2 separate regions of the Mus musculus genome follow, and region 2 is linked to region 1. Evidence: chromatin loops called from intact Hi-C (ENCODE). Cell type or tissue: left cerebral cortex. All regions are shown on one strand. Links, peaks and the distances in the headings refer to the core of each region. The heading gives the core; the rest is flanking DNA. Region 1 holds the start of Sema7a (sema domain, immunoglobulin domain (Ig), and GPI membrane anchor, (semaphorin) 7A). Region 2 holds the start of Islr2 (immunoglobulin superfamily containing leucine-rich repeat 2).

Evidence for each region. A loop is a pair of places that touch in the nucleus more often than their neighbours do. Peaks named below come from ENCODE experiments on the same cell type or tissue, not always from the same donor. Only the 100,000 strongest peaks of a DNase experiment are listed, where the experiment ranks them.
Region 2: it touches region 1 in a loop (2.1-fold over the local background); 6 of 42 quality-filtered maps call a loop at or near these places.

The regions. Positions count from the first base shown.
Region 1 is chr9:57,927,789-57,942,671 of GRCm38, reverse strand. Sema7a (sema domain, immunoglobulin domain (Ig), and GPI membrane anchor, (semaphorin) 7A) reads right to left here and starts at 2,560. Exons shown (of 14, transcript NM_011352.3): 1 at 2,344-2,560. The coding sequence starts at 2,521. Ubl7 (ubiquitin-like 7 (bone marrow stromal cell-derived)) reads right to left here. Exons shown (of 11, transcript NM_001122873.1): 11 at 12,704-12,959. The coding sequence ends at 12,822. In left cerebral cortex, for the core only: CTCF peaks have their summits at 2,578 and 6,799 (motif pointing left); DNase peaks (open chromatin) are centred at 4,223, 6,791, 9,330, 10,225 and 3 more places; H3K4me3 peaks cover 1,598 bases; H3K27ac peaks cover 4,591 bases.
Region 2 is chr9:58,196,948-58,211,830 of GRCm38, reverse strand. Islr2 (immunoglobulin superfamily containing leucine-rich repeat 2) reads left to right here and starts at 9,546. Exons shown (of 3, transcript NM_177193.5): 1 at 9,546-9,879; 2 at 10,459-10,551; 3 at 11,848-14,883. The coding sequence starts at 11,856. The coding sequence ends at 14,093. It also overlaps the pseudogene 1600029O15Rik. In left cerebral cortex, for the core only: CTCF peaks have their summits at 7,002 (motif pointing right) and 7,547; DNase peaks (open chromatin) are centred at 9,755, 10,362, 10,883, 11,287 and 7 more places; H3K4me3 peaks cover 3,456 bases; H3K27ac peaks cover 3,191 bases.

The sequences.
Region 1 (14,883 bases), core at 2,476-10,475:
AGGCTTGAAGTGAGGGTGGGAACCAAGCAAAGAAAATAAAGACATTTCTATACCTGTCCCAGTCCCTATTCTGTCTCAACTCAAAACTAAACTTCAAATCTATGTCTTGTACAGAAATGTATGTGGGGTTACCACTATCCACACATAGTCTAGTCAACCCTGAAGGTTGCTATATCCCATCCACTGGTAGACAGGGCCCTAGGCTTACTGCAACGCTTGGAAGGCTCTCTCTCTCTCTCTCTCTCTCTCTCTCTCTCTCTCTCTCTCTCTCTCTGTGTGTGTGCCTGGGTTGGCCCTATCCAAGCTCCCTACTATCCGATTGCCATGTGTTACCCCATAGGAGACAGGAGGCAGCTGTCAGCCGGGCACACCATCACCAGCTGGTGGCCCTAGGGGCTTGGGGACAGGTGAATGGCAGGGCCTGTCTGGCCAGTGGGGCACCTGGCACTTGTGAAGGAGACTGCAGACTGTCCTTGGACAAGATTGGTGAGTGTCTGGTGGATCCCAGCCAGAGGGGGTCAATAGTGCATTACCAGTGTGGTCACTCAGTGAAGTGCAAGCTAGGGAAGCAGCACATAGAGATGGGCTGGGAGCCTGAAAGTGGGTAAGAGGGCTGAGAGCAGCTTTAAATAGTCTGAGGGTAAGGGAAGACTAAGTGCCAGGGATGGAGAGACATGCATTAAGTGCTAACAAGTGGGTGTGCATTAAGTATGTGGCGGGAGGTCAAGGAAGGATTGGGGGGACAAGCACAATCAAATGAAAGGGGTTTGATACAGAGGGAGATTCCAGAACACTCAGACATAACCGTTTGTCTCCTCTGGCATACTCATATGCATGTGTCTAAGACACAAGGGGACGGAGGAAGTTAACATGCTGGCAGGGACAGAGAAAGAGGCTGAAGTGGTGCGACTGTGGAGGGTGCAAGTATCCACCATGAACTGGATGTTCAGAGGTCCAGATAAACTGCTCCTCTTCCACCAGTTACACCTCTGGCTGGATGGCGGAGTTGGAGACGAGAGTACCACGTTTATGGTTTGGAGAACCATCTAAATCCTTCTCCTCTCCCTAACCTGGCCCAGGACAGATCCAGAGTCAGATCAGAGACCCCTCCGGCACAGTGAGTGCCCACACTGCCCAGTGACCTTGGGCAAGTCACATTCTCTCAGCTGCTGCGGCAGTTCGGGCCACTCATTTTATGTGGGTTTCCCCCCCTCTGCTAAGAATACCTGCCCCAGATAATGCTCAGACTTCCGCAATCCCTGCAAACTGCCAAGGCATCAAAGGGACAGTAGGGACAGACAGGACAAGTACCCCCAGCCCCCGGTGTGAGTCCCCCATCACCACTAGGGGAGGGGCTGCAGAGATGCCAAATTTGGGTACAGAGCTGAGTTTGTCTGGGGGCGGGGAGGCATTTGTGTGCAATGCAGGGAGGGAGCTCAGTCCCTAGTGGCAGAAAGCCTCCAACCCCAACCTAGCCAGCTTTCTGTCCCACCGTCCGTGGTTCTGAACTGCGATGCCCGAAGGAAAGACTCCAGTCCCTCAGGTTCTCATATTCACTACAGTCCTAAGGATGCACACTCCTCCCCAGATACGCCGCTTGGGGGTCCCAATGGCCTCGCCCCACCCAATGGGCACTGTCCCCCCTCCCCGTGCTAGTGCCGATTTCTGGTGACAACTGCCACGTGCGGGCAAGGGGGGAGCGGCTGGTCCTAGCATTACGGAGACAGCGCCCAGGTGCTCGGAGCCCCTGCACCGCACCTTGTCCCGGTTCGCCGCAGGGTGCCCACCCCCTTGCCTGGCCCGCGCTCCGGGCCGGGGCGGGGGCGGGGGCAGGCGGCGGGGTCTTTGTTCCCGCAGCCCGAGCGCAGCGGCGGCGGCAATGGGTCCGCGCCCCCTTCACCAGCCGAGCCCGAGCCCCGCGTGCCAGCAGAGCTCGCAGCTTGCAAGGAGGAGGTCGGGGTGATGAAGCTGGCCAGGGGAAAGAAGGGTTCTGTATAGTAGACCCCGTGGCGGAAAGCCAAAGAGCCTCGGTGAGACAGGGGCCCGCAGCCTCCCCCCGCGCTCGGGCGCTGCGGCTCCGGCTCAGAGCTGCCGTTGGACTTGGAGCGCCACTTAGCTGGGCCCGGGCCCCAGCCACTCGCTCGCACGCTGCAGCGCTCCAGCCCGCTCCGGCGTGACAGTACGCACACTCACAAACACTCACCCGGACCCACACGCTCCCTTCGGGGCCAGCCTGAGACCCGCAGAGCTGCGCACACGCACTCTCTCCGGGTGCCGCACACTCTGCACCCGCCCCGCAAGGCGTCCGATCCCGCGCCCCGCCGGCCGCGCGGCGCCGCCTACCTTTCCAGACGGCGGAGATGCGGGGTCCGCTCCTCGAGTGGCCTTGGGCGGAGGCGGCGGCCACCCAGAACACCAGCAGAAGCCGCAGCCGCAGCGGGAGCCCGAACCGAGCCGGCAGGCTGAGGACGCGGGCGCGCGGTGCGCTGGGGGCGGCACGTCCGGGAGGAGGAGGCGTCATCCCGCAGCCCCGGAGCGACAGCGGCAAGCAGCCGAGACTGAGACAGCGCCCGGCCGCAGGCAGAACCTAGCGCCAGGAGGCGGAGTCAAGCGCCTGACCCCACCCCGCCCCTCCCCCCCGCCCCTCGCAGCCTTTTCTAGCTTTGCCGGTGGCCCCTTGCTTGTGCGGTGACCGCTGCCAGGAAAACCTTCGCTACCCGCACGCGGGCAACTCCACCGGGAGAACCCAGCTGCAAAGAAGACAGACTTGTGATCTGTCATGAGGGGCAGATCCCATCCCTCCTCTGGGCTTCAGTTCCACTTCCCTCGCCCCAGTGGAAAGAAAGGCCTAGGAAATCCGTAAGGATCTCTCAGCGCATGGATGAGTCTAACACCGGACAACCCCCCTTGCTGTCAGCTAAGTGGTTTGTAGTCAGAGAACCATTCTCATAGAATGGGCTTGCGGGAGTGGGACGCAGCTCTCTGCTGATCCTATCAGCCGGAGCAGGATGCTTTCCTCTGTGGAGGAGAGAGGGGAGGTCTAAGATGTGTGGGGTGCCCACAACGCCCCACGATTGCTCTGCCTGAGAGAACACTGGGAATTTTTCATCTTGGCCTGGCTCCCTCCTCTCCCTCTCCTTTCTCCTCCCTTCCCCAGCCAGCAGCCTTCTGGGCTGCCTCCCCCCAGCCAGCTGGTGTATGCTCAGAAAATCCAAACTCATTTCCATGTGCACTGAGGGGGATATAATTAGGAAGGCCCCTTCCCCAAGAAAAAAGTGAGGGGCACAAGACTCATAATCAGAGAGGGAAGGTCAGACCAATCGAAGGGAATCTTTCTCTGCCTAAGGCTCAGCTACATACCAAGGGCAACCTGGTGACGCGGTGGTAGTTCCATCAGAGGGTCCAGGCCCCTCTGCAGTCACCTGAACAACCCAGGAAACTCTGTCATTGGCTTATGTTTTCAGAGCCACTTTGTCTGCTCTTCGTAAAAGGGTCTCCCATGTTCCTTGGGCCAGAGATGGACAGATTCCCTACCTCTGCTTGTACCCAAAGAAGCTATGACTGGGAAATCCATCCAGGTCAGCTTGTCCCAATCTATTGCTTACTGTATATGTAGTCTAAGATGTACTGCACCAAGAAGAGACAGGGCAAGGAAGAGGGAACAGAAGTAAACAAAGACTTGACCTTCAAAACCCACAGACCCAGACATACTGAGCATGCTGTAGACACAGGCAGACCCTGGGCAGGATGCCCTGACCTCAGAGCCAGCCTCTTCACTGCTCCACGGGCAGGGAGGTTTTGATACAGCGAATCTTAGCTCTGCCAATTGTACAGTCTGCTTCTAGTTGTTTTCTCCATTCCTAAAAGCCCCAAAGTACCCTAGCCACTAAGGTGAATTCCTCCAGATCTCTCTGTGGGGAGGGGTCTAGAGACACTACAGGGCTGTGCACGGAGTCACTAGCTTCATGATGCCTAAGATCACAACCCCAGAAAGAAAAGCCTATTGACAGCCCAAGAACTCCTTCCCAGGCCTGCACTGAATCCTGTGGCCCTAAAGTTGGCAAACTGACCAGGCCAAAGTAGCTTCTAAGAATGATACTTGCTTTCTAGCCCAGTGACTCATATTCTGGGCAGTTATGCCCTCCAGTATCTTCATTTCTATAAATGATTGGGGCAAGTTAAGAAACCACCCATCCCTGCCTTTAAGAACCAAGCATTCAAGTGCATCTGAAATGAAAACATTACCCATGTGCACAGTAACTCATAAAATGCAACCCACTTCCGCCTACATCATTCCTCTCAGACCTACATTTTTTTCCTCTGATAAGGAAACATAGCTCCAACTTAGGGACAACTCTGAGGCATCCAGGACAACAGGGGTCCGTCTGAGATCAATTGGAAATGAATGAATGGAGACAGAAAGCCAACTTTTCTGACTTTAATAACAATTGCCAATAGTGTGGTTACTATTACATGCTATAAACATTCCACTGCCTCATTTTTAATGCCGACTTCATGATCCTAGGAGTTAGGTGCTATAGTTCCTCTCTCTATAAGCAGGGGAATTAAGGCATAGAAAGGTGATACAATCTACCTAAACTCACTCGGGTGGACAGAGACAGTGGCAGAGCTGGGACTTTAACTTAGGTGGTCTCTCTAGGGCCAACACCTTTGCTTCCATCAGTGTAATGTGCCTTTGCGTGCTGCCGCTGGTACTTGACTGCAGTCTGGGTCCAAACAATCCTCAGAAGGACCCAGACAGGGCTAGGTTACCACGTGCTGAGCAGAAGGGCAGGCCAGGGGCCAGACTCAGCCTCCTAAGCAATAGGGAACAGATGGAAACTAGGGGTAGAAGCCAAGGCGTTTGTTTTTTTTTTTTTTTTTTCCCAAGGCTGCATGCTAGAGTGAGAAGTGCTGAAGGCCGTCTTTTCTCCAAGACAGACCCTGGGACAACGGGCCAGGCCAGATGGCAGCCTGCTCCTTGATTCTATAGAAGGAAAAGCCACAGAAGGGAACAGGTACCAGCAATAGTTTGGGGGTTCCTGACTCAGGTAACACAGGGAAATCGAAACAGTATAGGTAGTGACAGGCCTGCCTGCCTGCCTTGTTAGAATCCAAAGCTGGCCCTTGAGCCTGAACCAAGGCATACCCTGCCACTCATGACCAGTGATGGGAAATGGCCTCACCAGAAGCAGCATCAGATGCAAGTGATGACAAGTCTGCAGGGGAGACACAGCTCTGCTTCTCCTCACATGGCCCCAGAATTGGAGGAGTGGGAGACAAGACTACTAGAAAGGATGCAGACCTGCACCCTGTGGGGCAGAGAAGGTGCAGCCAAATCCAACGGGTACCCTTGAGAAATCAAAGGATCTGGACACATACAGATTGGAGCTTCGTGACCCAGAACCAGCGGAGGTCCTAAGGTCCATCACAATATTCCAACAGAGCCTCTTACCCTCTGGGACCAAACTCAGTCCGTTTCTCCTTTCCCAAGCTTTCCTCAGTCTTGATTCCACAGCCTGACCTTGCAGGCATGACCTACCCCAACAAGAGGCCCAAGGTGAGGAGATACAACATACACACAGGTTGACCATCATACTAATTTTCATAGATATAATAATCTAAGAATCTAACTTCTCAGGGTTATTAATAGCTCTAGTCGTTTGTGTCGCCTCCTCATGTAGGATTCCATCCCTGCCATTAAGTCTCCACCCAGGCCTGCCTCTAACAACAGGAACGATTTACTCATCTTCATGTCCCCTAATTGTCAGAGGCACACAGACCAAGCAGGTCATGGGTGGAATGCTGTTTACAGGACAGCTGCTACTCAGCTCAGGACCATGGAGGCCACAGAAAAGGCAGCAGATAGACCGTCTGGCTTTTCAAGTGAAGTTGAAAGTTAAGTCTTTGCTCAAACTCTCCGGTTTAAAGAGATCATCATCAAATAAAAGCATCACCAAATGATCCAAAAAAGTTAACACGGATGCATGATGCCAGGTGTTAGGAGCTAGAGAGATAGCTTAATGGTTAAGAGCACTGGTTGCTCTTCCAGAGGACCCACATTCTATTCCCAGTACTCACATGCTAGCATTCAACTGGCTATAACTCCAGTTCCAGGGGCTGATGGCAGTGTATACATATGGTGCAGAGACATGTGAACAGGTAAAACACCCATATACACAGAATAATAAATAAATACATACATAAATAAATACATAAATAAATAAATAAATAAAGTTTTAAGAAACAAAACAGTTTTTAGGCCACATCTGGACCACTCTGCACACCATGCCTGTCCGTCTCACAAGCATGGCACAGTAGCTTTAGTTACCATTGTTGCTGGCCACATGCCTAGGTGTGCCTGGGTAGGAGTGAGTGCAGAGCTCTTTAGGCTCTACAGATCCCAGTACCACATCTCACCACACCACACATCTCCAAACCCTCACCAGCTTGTTCTCAAGCTCCTGCTTTCTCTCCCTAAGCCGGATCAGAGTCTACCAGCTACCAACTCTGATTGAAAGACTTGAAAAACACACATTACTTAGCCCCTCTGGTCTGCACTGCCCAGTGCCAGCCTATACCTGTATCTGTCGCAAACATACATTTTCATTTGATCTCTACCCTAAATTGTTAAAAACTCAATGAGATCAAAATGTGAAAATCCAGAGAGGAATATTTAGTGAGGACAGGCAGAGAAGAGCTAGACTTTTTCACCTTCCGTTAAGGCGGTCAGCTCAAGTATGACTGGGTGAGACAGTTTAGCACTCTTAGATGGCACTGGGCTTGTGGTAGGAGCGCCACCTGGTGTCTGCAAGTCTTAGGGACAGGACAGAAACTCCCAAACCTTTGCAGAGAAATCTCCTCCCTCCAGCCCATTCCCAGGCCACAGACCCATCTCTGAGCTTCCATTCTTGCTCTCCAGGGCCTGGATCAGATACAATCACATGAAATCACATGTGACCCATCAGTTGTAACAAAATCTCCTGACTAGATGGATCTGGAAAGTTCCTATCTCAGCTTGGCAGCTAAGTTATTTGGCAGTGCCCTGTCCCAGGCCAACTCTGATTCTTTTTTTCTTTCCTTTCCTTCTTCCTTCCTTTCTTTCCTCCTCCTCCTCCCTCCTTCTCCCTTCTGCTCCTCTTCCTCTCCCTCCTCCTTTTCCTTATCCTTCTTCTCCTTCTTCCTTCTTTTCCTTATCCTTCTCTTCCTCTTCCACTTCCTCCTTCTCCTCCCCTTCCTCCTCTTCTTTTTCTTCTTGACAGGGTCTTACTCTCTTGTAGTCCAGGTTGGTCTCAAACTTACACCAATCCTCCTGCTTCAGCCTCTTGAGTATTGAGATCATAGGTGTAAGCCACCATGGTTTCTTTGTTCACAAGTGAGAAAGAAGAGCTGACGCAGTTGTTTACCTAACCAGCTCCTTTCTGGCCTGGAGTAAAGCATGGTACCTTCGGCATTTTTTTTTTTTTGCTTGGACCCTGGACGACATGCACTCTTACTATGCTTTACATAGGGTAGGCCCGGACCCTCCCAGCTGATATGATCCTTGGGCTTGCTAGGACCCTAGCAATGAGAAGACCACATATAGGCCAGTGCTCCAAAAAATCACTCACCTTTTCTCATGGATGTAAGAACTCACAAATTGCACTTCTTGGGACCAAAAGCATTATTCAAAAGGCATGCATACAGTCCAACTTAGGAGCCTCTTAACACAGCCCTCGTGGCCTCAGACAGCCTCTAAGTACATGCCTCTGATGACAATGTACTCCATCATGGAGGACCTCTGCCCATCTTCTTAGCTCTGCACAAAGGTTTCTTCCTCTGGAAGACTGCCAAATAGTGGTCTAAAGCTACACAATTCTGTCTATTCACTTTATAGAATACAGCCCCTTCATAAATTTAGGTCAAATTCTTTGAAATCTTGTGTGTGTGTGTGTGTGTGTGTGTGTGTGTGTGTGTGTGTGTGTGTGTGTGTCTGTGTGTGTCTGTGTGTGTGTGTGTGTGTCTGTGTGTACACAGATGCCTTCAGAGGCCAGAGGTGTCAGATTCCCTGGAGCTGCTGTTACAGGTAGTTGTGAATTGAATACTTAATAAGTAACCACTGAACAACCTCTTCAACTCCAAATTTGAGGGGATTTGTTTTAGATGGCCTCTTTTTTGAAGCCAGAATACATTTGTTTATTTATTCATTCATTCATTCATTCATTCATTCATTCATTCATTTAACGTGTGTGAGTACACTGTATTTATCTTCAGACACATCAGAGGAGGACACCGGATCCTATTACAGATGGTTGTGAGCCACCATGTGGTTGCTGGGAATTGAACTCAGGACCTCTGAAGAGCAGTCAGTGCTCTGAACCACTGAGCCATCTCTCCAGCCCCTTAGCAATTGGATTTTTGGTTTCTCAATGAAAGGCTTATTCTAGTCCTCCACCTTGGATTCCCCTTGTGCTACCTTATGTGGTAGGATTCCAACTCCTTGAATCGTCCCCAACCCAGCTCTGGAGTGCCATGTGTCTCCAATACACACACTGTCAGTATCTATAGACTTAGAATAAAATGTCAAACAGGATACAACTGAGGCTCCCAGAATACAAGCCATGTGTGGAAGTGATCTAACCTTCGGTTGGTCTGACATAGAAGCTTGTTCCCCTCCCATGCCTAAACTGCCACTCTCAGGGTGAGGGTTTAATACACTCTTCAGCCCAGGTAGCTTCCAGACTGTGGGCTGGGGACAGAGCCTAGGTGACAGTAAGGATGGCTATTGGATACACTGTCTCACCCAAGCCCTGGAAAGGCTGGTTTCCCAACATAGTTACATCTCCTAATGGGCAGCACTTGTGGGCACAGGATAATAAAAACCTGCTTTTCAAGGTTGTTCTGAGAATGCACTGAGATGGCACCATGGGTCTCAACTCAATCCCAGCATGGAATGCCCGATAAATGAGCATTACTGCACAGCACTGCTGGGACCTAGCCTTGCTGAGGCAGAAGCCTGGGTCGTTGTGAAAAGGCATTTCTGGCCTGGGGAAGGATGAATTCTGTTACCAGCAACTGCAGAATAAATGTATGGGACCAAGACATGGCCAAGCCCACAGGAACAGTGTAACCAAGCTGACATGATTATGGCCCAGAGCCAGAGAAGGCCGAACCGTGGGTGTCAGGGGAGGCAAACAGAGGCATGTCAATAAATTCCCCCAACATTCTCACCAAACCATCACTGCCAAGGCCTGTGGCAGAGGAAATGAGAAGCCACCTCAGGGTAGGGCTCTGAGAGCTTGGTCTGGGGCCCAGGCCAGATGGGGCTGAGGCGAGGAGCAGAACCCAGGCCCATGTGCCCAGCAAGCTGTGCCAGCCCAGTCCGTGTCAGCCCAGCCAAATTTGAGTTATATCAGGAGAAAGATCTGTTCAGAAAGCTCACCCATCTCTGCATATTTGCATATTCTATTTTAGGGTCTCTCTTCCTTTTTTTCCCCTTAGCTTCCTAGAAAAGTTCTTGTCATCAATTCCAACTTCACCTCTGTTGAACTGCAAATGCTCGCTGGGCCCCACCTCTGCTCCCTCACTAGGATCCCTGGCCTCCTGACCTCCACTGCCCATGGCTTATTCAGGGCCAGTTCTTGCAACCCAGCTCAAGCTCCAGTGTACCCAGGCCTACATCCCTAAGTGCAAGGTGGCATTCTGTGACCAGGCTTGCCTGGCGGCTGATGCCACTGACCATGCATGCCCTGTCCACCTCCTTCACCCCACTTTGGTGACCCCCTTCTCCTTCCCAGAAGTAGATCTCCTTCTCACATCTCCCAGTCACCATTTCCCATAAAGCCTAACTCCTTTGTGGATATCTATTTTCTTCCACGTTCTCCTGGAGAGATGATTTCCACATAAGATGCCAACATAGCCTTGAACTTGAAATTTCCTGATGACTATCTCAGCCCAAGGACCACTGCCTGGCTGTCTTGGAGTACCTCAAGCTCACTATGTCCAAACTGGTCTTGCATTATTCCAAATGTACCCCTTACTCTTGGCAGCATCAACATCTACCTACTCACATCCTGCCTCCCCTTTTCCCCACCCCCAGATCTGGTCTGCCCTTCACACCTCACATCCCTCCCCTCCTGCTGCAGAAGGTTGCAGGTCCTAGTGTCCCATCTGGAGATAACGAACCTTCTCACTGGTTACCCATCCTCAGTCTCACTTCCCACAAATCCAGCCTCCACACAGCTGTCAGATTATCTCACATACAAATCTGGTACCCCACCCCCACCCCGCCCCACTGTCCTGCATAGACACTCCACAAGGCAGGGCTCCAGGCAGATTACTGAGGCACAAAAGGCTTGGCACCCAGAAGCCTAGAGAGTTCTGAGTCTTCATTGCTACGGCAAATACTCTTCAACATCAACTCAAGACTGGAAATGTGGAAACCTAAACATTTTTGCAGAGTAGGTAAAGAATAGGCTGCTGGGGCATCTCTGGAATAGTGTGTTCTTCTGAGAACCCCTCAGGAGAAAACCCGAGCTCTTTAGCCTGCTGACGGCCCCCATCACCTACTCCTCCCATCTCAAAGGCCACAGCTGCAGAAAAAAACTACACCAGAGTCAGTTTCTAGCTGCCCACTTCCTAACCATGAAATTGTTGACAGGATTTCCCCCTCTGAACCTTGTTGTCTCCATCTGTTTAATGGCAATGCTAGGAGTACCCTCTCCCTAAAGACTGGAGTCTGTTTTAACTATAGCAACTATCCCCCAAGCTCCCCTTTACTGCCAGGCCAGACCTCTGTCAACCAAAGTGGCCCACTGCCTCAACCTTTCCACTCTTCTCCATTGTCTATTGCCAATCTATTCACCAACCAGAAGCTAGAATGACCTATATAAGATGGAAAGCTGCTTCCCCAGTTAAAATTCTGACTTCCTGTGGTGCCCAACTTACTTTCCACACCAGCAGGTCCACACAGACATCCCCTCTCCACAGCTAGGCACACAGCACATACACTTGCTTCCTTAACCTTCCATTCTAGCTCCAACACCTCTTCCCCCAGGCAGCTTCTCTTAAGGGACATACTACTAATCTAAGTGATTCCTTCCCCCTGAGTCACCCACTCAGCCTTGGCCTTGTCTGGCCCAGCTTTCATCAGGGTTTAGTGGGCAAGGTCTGCCTGCCTTACCAATAGCACAGTTCTTCTGGAGCAAGTAGGCCACCATGTTTACATGACACAGAGAGGCTGTTTGTTGAAAGAGTGAAAAGCACAATGGCAAGGAAGGAGCCCTCAGCCCACGGAAAGCCCCGGGCTCGGTGGGGGCACTTATCAGGCTCAACATGGACTGTTTAAAATATGACCACAGGAAGCAAAGCCAATGTGCCAAGCCCATGGAGGAAAGACCTGACAAACAAGGGAAACTGTTCACTCAATTCTGGGAAGCTGTGTAACGGGTACCAAGAGTTGTTCCAGAAAGGGCAAAGACAAAGGTTCTGCAGCAGAAAGGGATGCATGAGCTCGGGAGCCTTGAGCAGAGTAAGAGAACCAAGAGAGGAGGCAAGCTCTAGGGAGTGCAGCATCAGCACCATCGGACTACCACTGGCCCTTGGCCTTTGCTTCTATCACAATACTTCTCAACATCAACTCAGGATCATGAAGGAAATGCAGAAACTTCAAAAATTACAATGGACTGAGGGCATATCTGGAATAATGTCTTCTTCTGAGTACCTCTCCTTAAGATTATTACTAACATAAAGGTCATACAGACCAAGACGTGCTGGGGACCAAGATCAGGAGGGTAGTTCAAAGGGCCACATAGAATCACCAAGTAACTAAACTACAGGAGGAGAAATAGCACAGACCAGTTCCATGTGGCTCCTTGAGGTGAAAAGGATTATAGATACTTTCACAGGAAACCTTCTGTCCCAAGAGGAGACAAGCAGGGGCAACAAGGCCATGACTAGAGATGGTGTGAATGGAATGTCTACCAAAGCCAAAGTTGGGACAAACTTCTGGGCTTCTGCCTTCCACATCAGCTCCAAATGAGTCCAAGAACTATTATAGGGATAGCCATTTTCCCCCCTAACAGATTTGAAGCACATGAAACCCACTTTGTCAACTTGGCCACCTGTGTGATGCTGCAGGTAGCACCTCAGACCCAGAGCAGACAGATAGCAGCAGCTGGGTTCTCCTTGGTATTAGAGTTCAGCTGTGTTTGTACTGCTGGTGCAAGTAGTATTTTTAACTGCTCTTGTCTTTATACCTTTAGGACACAGGAAAGGGACACATTTCCTGGCACAGTTTGAGTCCTGAATTACAGAACACACATCAAAGGATGTTTGGTGAGACACAGCCAGTGTAGGGACATGGAATCAGCTGATATATTCTCATGCCACATCCAGAATTCACCTGGTCACTCCCCAGACTTTCATCAGAGGTCATAGTCTCTTCTGGCCGTCTCTGTAACTCAGCAACTACCCTGAAGACTGGGTTGTAGCTCACTTCAGCCTCAGGCTCTAAAGCACCAAAATAGATGGGGGCTATTGCTAGGGACTTGTCTAAGATGAATATGGGTATTACACAGCATCCCCCATGACATTGGCCCAGGATCTAAACCACGTAAGGATCAACCTGAACCCTGAACCACAGCACCACAACCATGCATCTTGCTTGCCAAGCTGCTCCCACCAGTTGAGGTCAATAAGAAGGCCAAGCACTGGACACGGCAGGCAAGGGGAGCATATGATATATTGGGGTGGGGTTGGGTGGGGAATCTAGAAGCAACTTCACAAGTGCTTCTTGCCAGGAACAGCCTCTGCAATTTGCTAGGTGTTCAGGTACAAGAAGTTCATGGGGCTCCTCCAGCAAAGATGAGTTCCAGGGCTGCTTGGATATCACCTCCAGTGGCCTGTAGGGCCCGGAGGCTTAGTTCGTCATCCTGGATGCCCATGTCACGCAACTGCTGCAGCTGAGGCTGCCACTGGATCTGTGGAAAGACAGGTCAGGCAGAAGGATTAGCAAGGCTCCTGATGAACAGTCATAGACTTAAAAGGTTGTATTTTCAGGATAGAAAGGAAAAAGAGAAGACACACAGCAAAGCTACTGATGTTTGGGACCATAGCATAGGGACATCATAAAGACTGAAGATACACTTGAATGTGAAGAAAACAAATGAGTTTGTTGTTGCTTTTTTTATGTATATGAGTACACTGTCGCTGTCTTCAGACACACCAGAAGAGGGCCTCGGATCCTATTACAGATGGTTGTGAGCCACCATGTGGTTGCTGGGAATTGAACTCAGGACCTCGGGAAGAGAAGCTGGTACTCTTAACCATCTCTCTAGCCAATGAAGTTTTTTTTGTTGTTGTTTTGGTTTTGTTTTTTCAAGACAGGGTTTCTCTGTGTAGTCCTGGCTGTCCTGGAACTCACTTTGTGGACCAGGCTGGACTCAGAACTCAGAAATCCACCTGCCTCTGCCTTCCAAGTGCTGGGATTAAAGGCGTGCACCACCACTGCCCAGCATGAAGTTTTATAGTAAAGAGAAAGTGTAAATTATTCAATGCCTAAATTCCAAAAACTTGTTCACACACACACACACACACACACACACACAGAATGCACACATTTTGAGGTTAGCTTTGAGACAGGTGTGCTGGTTCTTCACACACACACACACACACACACACACACACACACACACGCAATGCACACATTTTGAGGTTAGCTTTGAGACAGGTGTGCTGGTTCTTCCCTTAGGAGGTCAGTACAGGGCACTTCTAATTCAAGCCCAGTGAGTCTTTTTAAAAAGAGAGAGAGAGTAACTGCAGATGTCAGGAAACCACCAAGAGGCCACTGGGAGGAAGCTGCCTTAAGAGAGGAATGAAGAAGAATGTCGGCTCTATGAAAGCAGAGATGCAGGGCACTGGAATGGAAAGGTTTAAGCAAGGAAGAGGTAGGTGTTGTGATAGAAGAAACAAGGAGGGTAGCTACCCTAACACACCCAAAACAAAGGTGGTGTGAAAAGTCACAAAGAAACCTGTTAAGTAAACCTTTCATGGTTTGGAGAAGCTGTTCCTAGAAGCTATAGATTATACAAAACAGCAGTGCCAAGGGTGGGATACTTACTAAGGAGTTACTGGTTAAGGAGGTTCCAGAGCTCCACAAAACAATACAGGTTCTTTCCATTCCTCTTGGTTGCCCACCAGAACTAGACAATAAAACCTTATCGCTGAAGACAACACTTTGGTAGCACGAAACAGAGAAATAACACTGGAACTGAGCTGGAAGATTCCCCTGCTGGAAGCTTTTTAATAATCCCACAAGTTTCTATGCAGGCTACTGTAAGAGAAGGGTCTTACCCACCTGTGAACCCTCCACATGAAACCAGATAAGAAGCTCCACTTGCACATGGTGGCACTGCTATTACAGCTGTAAATAACTGTTCTATGATTGCCTTTGAGGCCTGCTCTACACAAGGGACTCTATATCTAAATATGACAAATCTGACCAAAAGCCCTAAGGGGAAGGGGACTGAATGATGTTGTCTAGAAAAATTGGCACTGTACTAAACTGCCTTCTAAATATTTGTTTATACACAGATACTATGTTCCTTTCCTCTCAGCTTCAATCAGAGAAGCTTGTCTTTCCAGTGAATGGTGATGAATGAAGATTCATGACTGTACATGGTGCTTTAGTGCGCATCCCTAAAACAAGACACTTACTCTATCCCTTCTAAACTTCAGAGAACATTTCGGAAGAAGTGAAAGTGAAAGCTCTGGACGAAGAGTTACAAAATGCTACTCTCTGAGCAAGACACAACCATTGCAATAATGAATTCACAGCAGCTGTGGATGCCTACACTGACTGAGTCTTCCCAAAACGGCCCATGGGGACTGGGAAGATGGTTCAGT
Region 2 (14,883 bases), core at 3,535-11,534, 270 kb before region 1:
ATTGGATGGATCACAGGGCTCCCAATGGAGGAGCTAGAGAAAGTACCCAAGGAGCTAAAGGGATCTGCAACCCTATAGGTGGAACAACATTATGAACTAACCAGTACCCCGGAGCTCTGGACTCTAGAGCATATGTATCAAAAGATGGCCTAGTCGGCCATCACTGGAAAGAGAGTCCCATTGGACACACAAACTTTATATGCCCCAGTACAGGGGAACGGCCGGGCCAAAAAAATGGGAATGGGTGGGTAGGGAAGTGGGGGGGGGAGGGTATGGGGGACTTTTGGGATAGCATTGGAAATGTAATTGAGGAAAATACGTAATAAAAAAAAAAAGACAGAAGGTAGAGAAGAGACCAGTCTGACGTCTAAGAAGAGACTGCTTACTTCAAAACAGTGAAGGACAGACACTCTTCTGGAGGGCGGGGGGACAGGAGGGCCTCCAAAAGGATAGGGGACACTTGGAGTTTATATAAGAAAATTGGGCAATGAGAAGTTAAGGCAGTGGCTGGGCCGCTATACAGGCGTACAGTTTGCTCTCCTGTTACTGTGCACTCCATTGAGACTATCTCAGTCTATCTCAGCAATACAATGCAATACAATACAATACAATACAATACAATACAATACAATAAAAAATTCCTCTCTAGGGCCCACTGATGACAGTTTTGAGCAGAGCTGTGACATTCTATCTCTCCTGAGAAGAGTAAGTGACCAGGGACTGGGAGTGTAGTTCCCTTGGTAGTGTTTGCCTAGCAGGCACAAAGTTCCAGGTTTGATCCCCAGCACATATCTAGATAGGCATAATCCTGTCTCTCCAGGAAGCAGAGGGAGGGAATCAGAAATCCAGTGTCATCCTTAACTTAGTATAAAATTTGCCAGGTGGTGTTGTCTTTAATCCCAGCACTTAAGGAGGGAGAAGCAGGCAGATCATGAGTTCGAGGCCAGTCTGGTTTCCTGAATGAGTTCCAGGATAGCCAGGGCTACACAGAGAAACCTTATGAAAGGAAAGTTAAATGGAGAGGCCACATGCCCATCCCAACCACAGCCTCTGCTTCCTGGAGCTATGTGTCCAGACAAGGCTGAGCTATCTTTAGAAACTGTCTCGCCTTGGCTATCAGGATGCTGGTGATAGTGGGTGACGGAGCTAGGCGTGAGGTGAAAATGGCTGAATTTCCAACATGGGGGTGGAGGTGGGGGGGTTTCAGCAGTTTTCAGGGGACCAGAAAGTCCCTTGGTCAGGGTCTAGCATGTGTCCAAGGTTTATTCTGACCATCAGGATCCACGGTGGCCGACTGGAGGTGGCAGAGGAATAAGTGGAAGCCCAGAGTTCACACCTTAAAATGCAAGCAGGGAACAGAGAGGACCCTGGGAATGGTGTAAGTCCTTTGAAACCTCAAAGCATAGCCCCCAAATGATATACTTCCTCCAGGAAGGCCTCACTTCCTAATTTTCCCCCAAATAGCCACCAACTGGGGACCAAACAATCAAATGCCTGAGACTTGGAGGTGAGGCAGGCATCTGATTCAAACCACTACAGCCAGCCTGGACAGCATGAGACTCCTTCAAACAGAAACAAAGGTCAGCCAAACAAACAGAACAATGGAAACCCAGAAGCAGCAGAAGCTAGGAGTGGCAAGCCATGGGCTCCAAACCCAGTGACATCTCCACAACTTTCTACTTCCTCTAGATTATTCTTCTTCTTCTCCTTTTTTTTTTTTTTTTTTTTTTTTTTTTTTTGGTTTTTCTGGAACTCACTCTGTAGACCAAGCTGGCCTTGAACTCAGAAATCAATCCACTTGCCTCTTCCTCCTGAGTGCTGGGATTAAAGGCGTGCGCCACCATGCTCAGCTCTCTACATTCTTCTGTGCCTTCTTCCTCTTGTTTGTCAGCCAATGGTGTCATGCCTCTGTTCTCTACCATGGATGGGTGACAAGCCCAGGATGTAAAGTCATGCAGGAACATCTTTGAGCTCATAAACATATCCTGCTCATAAATATACAGCGTCTGCTGCTACCAAAATAGCTTTGGATCCCAGCACAGGCTTTTCCGAGAACAGACTCATCCTTTCAGGAATTCTGTGAAAGCAGAGGATCCCAGCAAAGAGAGTTCCTCAAACCGGGTTACGCACACTGCCCCAGTTGAGACCACTAAGTCCTGACGCAGGTCACAGAAAGGACAGACCAGCCTCATCTCCATGTAAATACTGACTCTAGCTCATACTGGCTGTAGTCAGACACTGCAAATTCAGCCTGACCCCATCTTAGCTTTCTTTGAAAATGAAAACCCCCAGCTTCTCTAATGAAAGGGGATCCTGCGTGTGGAGAAATTTGGGACTGACTCAAGACTAGATTACTCTAAATTGACCACCCCATCTCCTTGGTCAGGATTGTTTTAGAGATGGGGAATCCTGAACCTCTGTGTGCCAGTATAATCCAAAGAAAGGCATGGTTTTGGGATAGAAAACTGGTCTTCTATCCACTAGCCCAAGGCTTCTGAAACTTTCTAGTCATGATAGAAGTACAAACGAAACATCATCCTGATAGCTCCAGAAAGAAATTTATTTTAAAACAATTCATATATACAATAATTATTATTAAAGATGGAAGCAAATTGACTTTCATGCAGATGAGATGTGTGTGCCTATTTATTTTTACATAAAAAGTTAAATTTTCACCAAATATTTGACACTGCAGATAATAAAACATCTTCAGTATCTGTCAGAGTTGATTGTCATTTTGATTTATAATCACTAATGCTGAGAACTTCACTTCGCATACTAGTGGCAGAAGTATTTTCAGGGACATTTTCTAATTTGTTAGAGGTGCTGTCTTAATACCAAGCTGAAATTCATTGAAATTCATTTAGCTTTTTTTTTAAAAGATTTACTTATTTATTTTACATATATGATACACTATAGCTGTCTTCAGACACACCACAAGAGGGCATCCTCTTAACTGCTGAGCCATCTCTCCAGCCCCTACTTACCTTTTCTTTCTTTCTTTCTTTTTTTTTTTTTTTTACTTTATCTGCATTTATTTTATGCTGAATTTATTCCCAGGCCATGAGTTTTTGTTTCCTCAGTTTCTTTTTCTTTTTTGTAAAGATTTATTATTATGCATAAGTTCACTGTAGCTGACTTCAGGCACACCAGAAGAGGGCATCAGATCTCATTATTTGGATGGTTGTGAGCCACCATGTGGTTGCTGGGATTTGAACTCAGGACCTTTGGAAGAGCAGTCAGTGCCCTTACCCACAGAGCCATCTCTCCAGCCCATTTCCTCAGTTTCTTCTGGGATATGTTTTTCTTCGGTGCAGCCTTCTCTTCTGGCTTTGGAAAGGTCTGTTCCTTCTCAGTGAGGATCATCTCAATGTGGCAGGGGGAGCTCACGTATGGGTTAATCCGGCCATGAGCTCTGTAGGTTCGTCGGCGCAGCTTAAGTGCCTCGTTCACCTGGATGTGTCCAATGACTAGAGAATCCACATCTAAACCCCTAAGTTCAGCATTCCTCTCTGCATTTTTAAGCATGTACAGCAAAGATTCAGCATTCTTTCTTGGCCACCATCCCTGTGTCCAGCCCCACTGTTTTGGCCTGGGTGCATTATACCGCCAGAATGGCACACATTGCTTCTTTAAAGTGACATCCTTCAGATACTTGGCGGCTTTGCGGATATGCATACCCTTGATGGCCTGGGCAGTTTTCCGGGTCTTCTTGAAGTGAACAGGAAGGTTTGAACCTCTTGATTTGCATGATTTGGGGGGGGGGTTCTGGGTCAAGAGAGTAGCAAGCCATCTTCACAGGCCACCTCTGGCTGCTTACAGGAAGAGGAAGTACCTCCTTATCATTTTAAAAATACCATTCAAGTTAAGAATTTACACAGCAATTGTGGAAGTCAAACAGCCTAATTCAATACAATTCAAAGATATACTAATTTGATATGTATACACTGTATAGGATGTAAATGACTATAGAAAGATATTGTCATTGTCTCCCTGATTAAAATATTATGTTTCTATGAGAGCAGGAAACTTTGTATGGACAGTAAACCCCCTGCCATTCACGACATAAAACAGTCCTCAGTGTGAACCAAGGCATTTCTCGGGGCTTTTGTTCCTGTTGGGTGTCATGGCGGTCTGCACAGAGCAAAGTGTTCATGGTGTGTATTCAGAACCAAGCCGGCAGTGATGTTGCAAGCTACAACACGGGCAAGCACTGCTCGAAACACCTCTTCTGGTAGAGTGCTATTTTGAATTAACTTTGATCATTGTTCATTCAGAAGTCTTTTACTGTTGCCAGAGTCTTCACAGCTCACACATCCAGCTATACAACCCCATGTGACGTCACAACCTACAGCTTCAGAAAACGAGCACTGGTCTGGTGGGCACTGGTCTGTGCTGCTGTTGAAATCCTCTAACAGCCTCAGTGAGCACAGCCAGCTATCCTATGAAGGGTAAGAGAAGAGAAAGGGCCCAGGGGCTGCTGATATGGCACAGAGTCCACCAGCCCTGCAGCCTGCTTTGCAAGATGACAAGGTTACTGGTCTCTCCCCTTTAAGGTGGGACTTTTACCATTGGCAAATGGATCTTGCATGACACCCCAGCACCCTGCCCCTGATTTCTCTTTCAGAAAATCTATCTTCTAAGATATGAGTCACGATACCCCTGAAGAACCCAAAGCCATCGGATCTACCTGGAGCTGGAATTATATGTGGTTGGTTGTGACCTGTCCAATGTGGGTGCTGGAAATTGAACTCAGATCCTGCTCTTAACCTCTGAGCCATCTTTTCAGCCCTTAAATTCTTTAAGATGTTTAAATCTTTGTGTATATGTGTGTGTGCACGCCAATCACTGGTGCATGTAGAGGTTAGGGGACAACTTACAGGAATTCATCCTGTCCTTCCATTGTGTGGCTCCTGAGGCCCAGGTCATCTAGCTCGGTGAAAAATGCCGTTACTAATTGCTGGACCATGCTCCTCCATCACCCTTCCTACCTTTCCCTACTCTTGATCACATTGAGTCTTGCCATGGGGAAGCTGGCCACTCAGGGCCCTCTCCTTGGGGAGCCAGCCCTGCATTGGTGGAGTGGGGCACCATGCATGAAGAGTGCCATGCCTTCCAAGAAGTCCCGAGAATCGGCAAAACAAAAGCACACCCAGACAGAGTACACAAGCTACCGCCAGAAGAGCCGCCTAATGCTCACAGCAATGCCAGTATGTTAAGCTAATTTAATGAAAGCTCTGGAAGGAAGGTCGTGGGCTAGACCTGGGTTTGTTAATAATGTCAGGCTTCATTTGAACCGCTCCAGAAATCCCTCCCCACTGCCTCCAGCTACCTGCCACAGGTTGCTGTTTTCCTCAGAAATCAACAGTCTTCTCATACAAAAAATGTGGGCTTGCTTTTGTTTTTCTCTAGAAAAATAATTAAAGTCCCGGAGCTCAATAAATACTTAAAGAGAATGCAGTTTTAATTAAAAACCTTCTGCCGATGCTGTGGTGGCAAGTGTTGCTTCCCAGGCAGGCATGCTGGTGACAGCCACATGCATCGCAATCTGCTGAGGATATGAAACCAAAAAACCTGCACAGATAATAGCGGGTAATTCTGACTCTTCACAGAAGGGGCAGGTGGTGAAGAAAGATGTCTACGGGCAGAGCCAAGCTCTTCTCCCTGTGGGATAAGCAGGACATAAGCACCAGGAACACACGTGCCAGCGTGTTCATCTCATCTAGACCCAAGGCTTTAAGACAACAATGGTGGCTGATTCTATCCAGCAACTGGTGAGGAAAATGTGCTTCACTAAGCACCAAGTACCATAGACTGAGTGCTTGACAATGTCTTGGCTCGTTTAATACTCATGAGGAAATTCATTCATATTCGTTCTAAAGATTTATTTATTTTTATTTCACCAGGAGGGGGGAATGGCTGCATGGGTAGATATATCTGTGTGCCACCTCTACATCTGATGCCTGGGGAGGGGTCCAACTCAGGTCTGCTGCAAGAGCAGCCAGTGCTCTTAACCACTGTACCATCTCTGCAGCCTCTGTCCTTTATTTCTTAGAGATGTAGAGAGGCTAAGCCAGGGCCTCATAACTGGTGTGTGATAGAGTCTGGTGCTGGAAAGAAAAATGATGGCTTAGAAACAGGGAGTGTTTCTTCTCTGGGGAGTGACCTTTCTGATAGAAATTAGGTTAGGAAAGAAAAGTGGAAATGCTTGCTGGAATCTCCTGCCCGCCGTGTGTGTGTGTGTGTGTGTGTGTGTGTGTGTGTGTGTGTGTGTGTGTGTGAACTTGTTAACTTGCAGGCACTGTAAAGTGTGAGACAGTGTGTTCCACAGCTTCTGGATGTAGGGCAGCTGGAGGGAAGGTCTCCCGAGCAGGCTACTGATGCCAGGCCATCTTGTTCTTGGAAGCTCTTCCTACACCCTTTGGCCAGTTCATCAGATCACCCACGCACCACATTAAAATACAAGGGCGCATGACAGAGCAGTTGCTGCAGAATCATGCACACATTACCTGGCCTAAACTTTTAGTCAAACACCCATTCCTTCCGTTTTCTTCCCCCACTCTAGCCCAGCTTAAGGCCAATAAGTTTCCTTTGTCAGCTCAGAGACATTTTAGAAGCCTCGGGCAAAGTAAGGAGAGGCAGGGACAGGCCTGCAAGAGAAGGCGCTCCTGGTCAGGGTCAGGGAGGTATGATGGGAGTTCTCTTGCCAGTGCAACTATGCACACCAATTAACTCGCAGGAGAATGGTGCACTGTTGGATTCTGGGCACTGGGAACCCAGTGGGCCACGAACTGGCCAAACCTGTTAGAGTAAGGAGGGCCGATTGTGTTTTCATGGAGGCACAGACTGGGTATACCTAGAGAAAACTCGAGGATTTTGGTCAAGCATGCCCCGGCGATAGCATTTCCCAACAGCACTGCAAAGCCACAGGCAGGGCTCTTTGGTGCCCAGGCCTGCTCGTGCCATCCCTTCAAGGTCAAGGCCTTGTTTCTGCACAGTTCAGGCAGTATCCAGCAGGGGGAGCGCGGGTACCAGGGTTGAACTCCAGATCTCCGCGGACCTAGCCCGGGGAGCAAGTCCGAGGAGCCTTCGGTTTCAGCGATCCCACCACTTGGACAACCTGGGACCTCAAAGGTTGAAGTTTGTGGAGGTCAATCCACAAAGAAGTCTAGGGGCGTTAGCTCTTGGTCTCTGCGTCTGTCTGGAGTCAGGACTGCAGCTTGGTAAAAAGCTTGTCCCTGAACTGAACAGATTCTGAATCGGAAGCCCTCTGTTTTCCAGCTTGACAACTTTTCTGTCGCTCATTCCCCCCCCCCCCCTTTACTGCACTCGCCTGATTAAATACTTGTTCCTTTAAGATCAAAGACGTAGGGCAGGGGTGGGAGGTGGGAAGTGTTTCTATGCCGTCTCTCCTTCCCTAGGTATTATTAACCGTAAAAGCAATCGACGGCAATTCTGGGCGGCGCCAGGGCTCTGCCTGCCGTCTTCTAGCAGAGCTCAGTGGTTGAATCAGGAATTGCAGCTCCTACCCAAGACCCTGCGGACGCTGCTAGCGGCGACTCCGGCTGGCCTTGTCTGGACCGGCACTGGGTTCTGCAGGGTTGAAGACGGGGTAAGGGATGTCTTCTCCCTGGTGCAAATTCGGGCAACAGAAGCATTTTTCGGGAGAGTGGGTGGGAAGCTGGGTTCCACGGGAATCAGTACCCCAGCCAGCGTGGTCGCCACGCCCTTAAACTATTCTGTAGACGCTGGAACCGCCCTCTCTACAGGGAGTCCCCTGGTTTCAACCTCTTTAGGGAAGAAAGCCAGAGTTGGGAGAGCTTACCCCAGACACTCCTGCACGTCCGTGCGATCGAGAGAGCTCATGAGCCCATTCTTCCTTCCAGCCCTCGGCCCTTCGCTCCTCCTAAGTTATCCCTCTGCAGGCTTGCGTCCCTCCAAACTCAAAAAAAGAGAGCTGACTAGAAGTAAAAATCGGATGAGTGGATGTTCACTGGCGGAGGAACGCCCACGCCTTGCGTCTTTCTCTCCCCCACCAGGAAAGTCCTCAGGATTCTCCATCCCAGAACACTAAGAACAGCAGAACGTCCCTCTGCTGCCACACCCTCTTCTGGTGCGAGGCACCCCCCACCCCCTCAAGGTTGCTAGAACATGAACAATACGACAGACATTCCTCTTACTTTGCAGACAAAGAAGTCGGTATCGGGCGGCTATTCCAAATCTCTGAGGCCTTGTCCCAGGTTAGAGCCTTGTGCTGGACGGCCTCAGACGTACAGGATTCCAGGCAGGGAGGAGTCAGAGTTCTCATCTCCTCTCCCTTCTCAAAGACATCTTCCCTGGATCGCTCAAGCACCCTCTCCTGGTTCGGTCTGTGGGGTTTCCAGGCCCGAGCAGGTGTGAAGTTCTAGATTCCGAACTTGGCTGAGTTTGTGGGGGTCCCATCAGCCCGTAGCCAGGAGTAGGAAAGAGGGAGGGACCAAAGTGAGCACACACCAGTGTGTTCATATTTAATTTACAAAGGAGCCTCAGAAACCCTGCCGGGTGGTCCCTTTAGATGCAGCGTTCTTCCTGCATCTCTCTGCGCCCCCCTCCCTAGCTCATTAAAATGCTTAACACTCAAATCGGGGTATTGATCTCTGCAGAGGCCCCAAACACACTGCCATCCAACCAAGACAGAAGACTGACTCTGATGAGGGCTGGGAGACCCCAGCACCCCAGTATTACAGTGTATATGAAAGAGAAGGAGGGGACTCTCTACACATCTCTCAAAATCTATGCCCCCTTACCAGTTCTGGCTAGCAGCTCTGTCTCCTGGGATGCCATAGGCGGGGGAGTGAGATGATGCATTTTAGTCAAATCCCTAGACATCCCTTGAAATTCTCCTGCTCATCGCTAAAAGAAATGTCCAGGGTTTGCCAAAGAGAACAGCGAGTCCCGAGTCTGCTGAGGCCAGCTGTTACATGAGGGTGTGAGATGGCAGGGCGGTGGCTGCTGCCTAGGCTTTCACAGTGTGTGTGTGTGTGGGGGGGGTGCGAGCATGCAGGGGTTGATGGCCAGCTTGCTAGAGATGCTGAGAGGATACTGAGGAGCGGGGTGGTGGTGCAGGAAATGCTCAGGGGTTGTAAGTCCCTAGTCCACAGCACTCAAGAGGAGCAAACGGTTTTTGTAACTATCCTGGTCCCTGTAGCCACTATTAGTGGGCAACCTTGGTGTCCTGTTAGCCCGCAGCAAGCAAGGGCAGAGTGAGACACTTGGGTGAGTTCAACCTAATGTTTTAGGAGCTCAGAAGACACCCACTCCACTGTGAGCACTAGGTAGCCCACGGGCAGTGGAGTGCACGCGCTGGTTTTGCCACAAAAGACCTGAGCGTGGAGTTCAGGCTCAAGAGGCTGAGCAGGGTCTGCGATGGGCTGGGGAGGTGGGCGTCTCCTCTCCGCGCACCCTGCAGGGCTGCGCCTACTAATCTGGCGAATTAGTCTGGCGGTGATTGGGGGTGGAGGGGAACCAGGATTTGTATCTGCCCAGATCCAGGCAAAATATGACAGAGAGGGTGAGGCGTTCTGCTAACACTATCAATTATGCATCGTGTTGAACGAAGCTTCGGGGAGGGGGAGGCTAGCAGGCGGCAGGAGGAAAAGGGTCCGGGAGAGCCAGGCAGCGCAGTTCAGCAGGTCCCACTGGAGGTCTTTCTGCGCCACTGCTTGCTTTGGAGAGGGGGGAAAAAAGTGTTTAAAGGCAAAGACACGCCCCTCCAGTCCTATGCTTTTCTTTCTCCCAAATTCCTCAAAGATGGTTTGTCTCACGTGTTGCGGGGCGTAGAACGGCTCGCATTCAATTAGAAGCGAAGCTCGCGGGCGCTGGCGGGACGGGCGCGTGAGGGTGAGTGAGCGTGGATATTTGTGTGCGCGCAAAAGAGAACGGTGAGTGTTTGAGTGAAGGTGTGCTTGTGAAAATGTGTGTGAAAGTAGGGAGAACTTAGCGCGTTGACGCGATTATTACATGTTGACGAGTAGTTCTAACCTGTGAAAGTCATGTGAAGATGTGTGTGTGTGTGTGTGTGTGTGTGTGTGTGTGTTGGGGAGGGGTTTGGAGACATAAGGAGGAATAGTGACAATGTCATCGAATGTGTAAATGTGGGGAGAAGTAGAAAATGGGTGCTAGGGGTACGGTGGGCTGGAAAGGGCGGAGCCTTGGGCTATGGGCGTATGGAGCCCCTTGAGACCGACAGGTCTCAGCCTGAGGTGAGTAGAGGATCTCTATGGCTTTAACAAATGTAAACGCAGCACGAGGTGGGAGACTGTGCGCGTTCCCGCCGAGCACGGGGGCGCGCGACCGCTCTCAAACCTGCAATCCTGGAGAAGTAGGGCGAACAGATAAGGAAAGAAAAAAATTGAAGTAGGACTTTGGGGCCAAGGGGAGTTCTTTCAATGCACTCCCCCTTTCTCCCCACCGCCACAGCAACAGATGCCAGAAGCTCCCTTAGACTGTCACCTGAGTCTGGAGACCGGCTCGCAGCCCCACAGCATCACACTGCAAGTCAGAGAGCAGCAGGTAAGCAGTGGAAGGGCCCCACAACCTCAGTCCACAGGGTCGATCCAGCCTAGTCAGGGTTGGGTGGCTGTCTGGGAGGAACAGGGAAGGGAGGTGCCTCCTTTAGGAGCAAAAGCAAGAAGGGACCCGCTAATCTCAGAGACAGGGTGTAGGAGAGGGTCTTCCAAGACTGACAGGACCCTCAAGTTGGGGCAGGGAGTCTGTGTTAATATATTTGTATGTCTAGAGACAGGGGATGCACTCAGGCGTCTTAAGGCTCTAGAGGGAAGTATAGAACCTTGGACTGTCTCCAGGCTTATTAGCTAGAGACTGTTCCCTAAAAACCTGTGGGCAGAGGGATTCGCCTGGGCTCTGTGAATCCAAAGAGGAAGCTTTATTGACTGTTTCCACAACATGCCTGCTCTAGTCAGGGGGTAGGATTTTCTTCTCAGAGGAAAGCATGGTTGAGCAGTTGTGACTTCCTGAGGGGAGCTGCAGCCCAGGGCAGGGAGGTGAGAAGGCAAAGTGGGTGGAGGCTGCCTAGATCCCCCACACCACACCTCACAAGTTCTCCATGTTGCATCGGCTAGGGGTTCGGTCTCAGAGTAGGGCAGTGTGGCACCTATGTCTCTGAGTGTGGCTGGTTCACATGAGGACTTGTGTCCCTGTGCCTGTCCCTTCTCACTGTACACAGGAAAGTGCTTTGCTTCCTGGTGGAGAACACTGTGGTAAAGCTGCATTGAGTTGGGAGAACAATGAGGTCCCCAGGGTATATTGTGTAGATGTTTGGGTTGCCCGTATTTTTGTGTCTATATAACTCATTGTGAACCTCCTAACAGAGTCTCGCTGCCTTGTAGTGGGATGCAGCAGGGAGATGCCTGAGTTTTTGTTTGCGCTGTTGTTGCTTGTGAGGAAGTGTGTGCGAGTGCTATGCGTGGGACAAAGGATTCCGAAGAAGACAGTTAGTCATGAACGAACATCTTTCTGCATCTCCATTTCACTGAATTAAATGAAGATAGAGAAAGAAGGGTCTGTATGGGGCCCATTGCAGACCACAAGCTTTGGAGGGGGCAGTTCCAGATAAGGGGATAGATGGGAGCTGGGGGTGGTGTGGGGGAGGATACTTCATGCCCTCTGGAGAAACAAGACAGTTTCTGAAAGCAAGCCTTCATTGAATATGCAGGCTTTCACTGGTCTCAATTCAGTAACCAAGGTGTCTGGAGCCTACATAGGTTTAGAAGGTAGAGTTTGTTAGGGGAGGGAGAGAGGTGTGGCATAAGTGACCATTTCCCCCTTCACCTTGACTTCCCTCTGCAGGAGTCACGATGGGGCCCTTTGGAGCCCTGTGTTTGGCCTGGGCTTTGCTAGGAGTGGTCAGAGCGTGTCCCGAGCCTTGCGCCTGTGTTGACAAGTACGCCCACCAGTTTGCAGACTGTGCCTACAAGGAGCTGCGCGAGGTCCCAGAAGGACTGCCAGCCAACGTGACCACGCTTAGTCTGTCTGCCAACAAGATTACGGTACTAAGGCGGGGGGCCTTCGTCAACGTCACGCAGGTCACTTCGCTGTGGCTGGCTCACAGTGAGGTACGCACGGTAGAGTCAGGGGCATTGGCAGTGCTGAGTCAGCTCAAGAACCTCGACCTAAGCCACAACCTTATATCCAACTTCCCTTGGAGCGACCTTCGTAACTTGAGCGCGCTGCAGCTGCTGAAAATGAACCACAACCGTCTGGGATCGCTGCCCCGGGATGCACTCGGCGCGCTCCCGGACCTGCGCTCTCTGCGCATCAACAACAACCGGCTGCGTACCCTGGAGCCCGGCACGTTCGACGCACTAAGCGCGCTGTCTCACCTGCAACTCTATCACAACCCCTTCCACTGCAGCTGTGGTCTCGTGTGGCTGCAGGCCTGGGCAGCGAGCACCCGGGTCTCCTTACCGGAGCCCGATTCTATAGCGTGCGCCTCGCCCCCTGAGCTGCAGGGCGTGCCCGTGCACCGCCTGCCCGCCCTGCCCTGCGCACCCCCCAGCGTGCGTCTGAGCGCAGAGCCGCCGCCTGAGGCACCTGGCACCCCTCTGCGCGCAGGCTTGGCTTTCATGTTACATTGCGTCGCCGAAGGCCACCCCACACCCCGCCTGCAATGGCAACTTCAGATCCCGGGTGGCACTGTAGTCTTAGTGCCACCGGTTCTCAGCAAGGAAGAAGATGGAGGAGATAAGGTGGAGGATGGAGAGGGTGACGGAGATGAGGACCTGCCTACGCAGACTGAAGCGCCAACCCCAACTCCAGCACCTGCTTGGCCAGCGCCTCCAGCCACCCCGCGCTTCTTGGCCCTCGCAAATGGCTCTCTGTTGGTGCCCCTTCTGAGTGCCAAGGAGGCAGGCATCTACACTTGTCGTGCACACAATGAGCTGGGCACCAACTCAACGTCCTTACGGGTGACGGTGGCTGCAGCGGGGCCGCCAAAACACGCTCCTGGAACAGGGGAAGAACCTGATGCGCAGGTCCCGACCTCTGAGCGCAAGGCCACCACTAAGGGCCGTAGCAACAGCGTCCTGCCCTTCAAGCCTGAAGGCAAAACCAAAGGCCAAGGTCTTGCCCGAGTCAGCGTGCTTGGGGAAATCGAGGCAGAGCTGGAGGAGACAGATGAAGGAGAGCAGATGGAAGGTCAGATCCCTGCAGATCCGATGGGAGAGAAGCACTGTGGCCATGGGGACCCCTCTCGCTATGTGTCTAACCATGCATTCAACCAGAGCTCAGATCTCAAGCCGCACGTTTTTGAGTTGGGCGTCATCGCGCTGGATGTAGCAGAGCGTGAGGCTCGGGTGCAGCTGACGCCTCTTGCTGCGCGCTGGGGCCCTGGGCCAGATGGTGCTAGCGGAGCGCGGCGGCCGGGGAGGCGGCCACTGCGCCTACTCTATCTGTGTCCTGCGGGGGGTGGCACGGCAGTTCAGTGGTCACGAGTGGAAGAGGGGGTCAATGCCTACTGGTTTCGCGGCCTGCGGCCTGGCACCAACTACTCCGTATGCCTGGCACTGGCGGGCGAGGCGTGTCACGTGCAGGTGGTGTTTTCTACCAAGAAAGAACTGCCGTCCCTGCTGGTTATCGTGACCGTGAGTGTTTTTCTCCTGGTGCTGGCCACCGTGCCCCTGCTGGGTGCCGCCTGCTGCCATCTGCTGGCCAAACATCCGGGCAAACCCTACCGTTTAATCCTGAGGCCACAGGCCCCGGACCCTATGGAGAAACGCATCGCGGCCGATTTCGATCCGCGTGCTTCCTACCTTGAGTCTGAGAAAAGCTACCCTGCTCGTGGCGAGGCGGGAGGTGAGGAGCCAGAGGAGGTCCCGGAGGAAGGCCTGGATGAAGATGTGGAGCAGGGGGACCCAAGCGGGGACCTTCAGAGAGAGGAAAGCCTGGCGGGTTGCTCATTGGTGGAGTCTCAGTCCAAGGCCAACCAAGAGGAGTTCGAGGCTGGCTCGGAGTACAGCGATCGGCTGCCCCTGGGAGCGGAAGCAGTCAACATCGCCCAGGAAATAAACGGCAACTACAGGCAGACAGCGGGCTGAGCCCCCAGCACGCCTGGCCTGCCCACCTCCACCTTGGGTACCTCGTAGCCTAGGGACGGCAGGACTTTAACACCCTCGCGGGACTCCGCCCTACCCCCCAAGCCTTCAGTTACTCTGCCTCCTTAGCCCTCCCCAGGGGTCACTACTAGGGATTTCTAGGAGTGGGCCGAATTCAGGGGTCATTCTTTTGGTGGGCTTGAATCCCCATCCCCACCCAAAGCACAGAGTCAGGCTCCTACCTCCTCTAAGACACCACCCATGGGCGGCGAGAAACCGTCTATGCCTTCCATTTCATCACGGCGATCCACGAAACCCATCGCGCACCCCATCTGGTGGAACTTGGAGACAAGGGGAGAGCGCCACGCCAGTCGTTGACCACATTTGGTGATAATAATAGGGTTGGTCCAGCGTTTGCCTGGGATCCCCAGGACAGGTCCCCAGCGTGGAGCGCTGTGACTCTCACTTTGATCCCACTCTGCCTTTTCAAGGATGCATGTGCCAGAAGCCCGCTAATTTTTATTCTCACCGCTCCTTTCCTATAATGATCCAAATCCGCGCGTCCCCCCTCCCCATTCCTACCCCACCCCATTTCTGTCTAGTTGGAGCCAAACTGGGGTCCTGGTAGGCCTTTCAACTCAGCGCACTGATTTTCTTATTTTCGTTGTTTTAAAAAGCAGCGACATTTCTGGGTCTGGTGCTAATACCCCCTTCCCACCTTCTGGGAAATTGGGTGTGAGTGTGTCAGGTGTGAGTGTCGGAATCTCTTTGCTTCCGGCTCTCTCCTAATTTC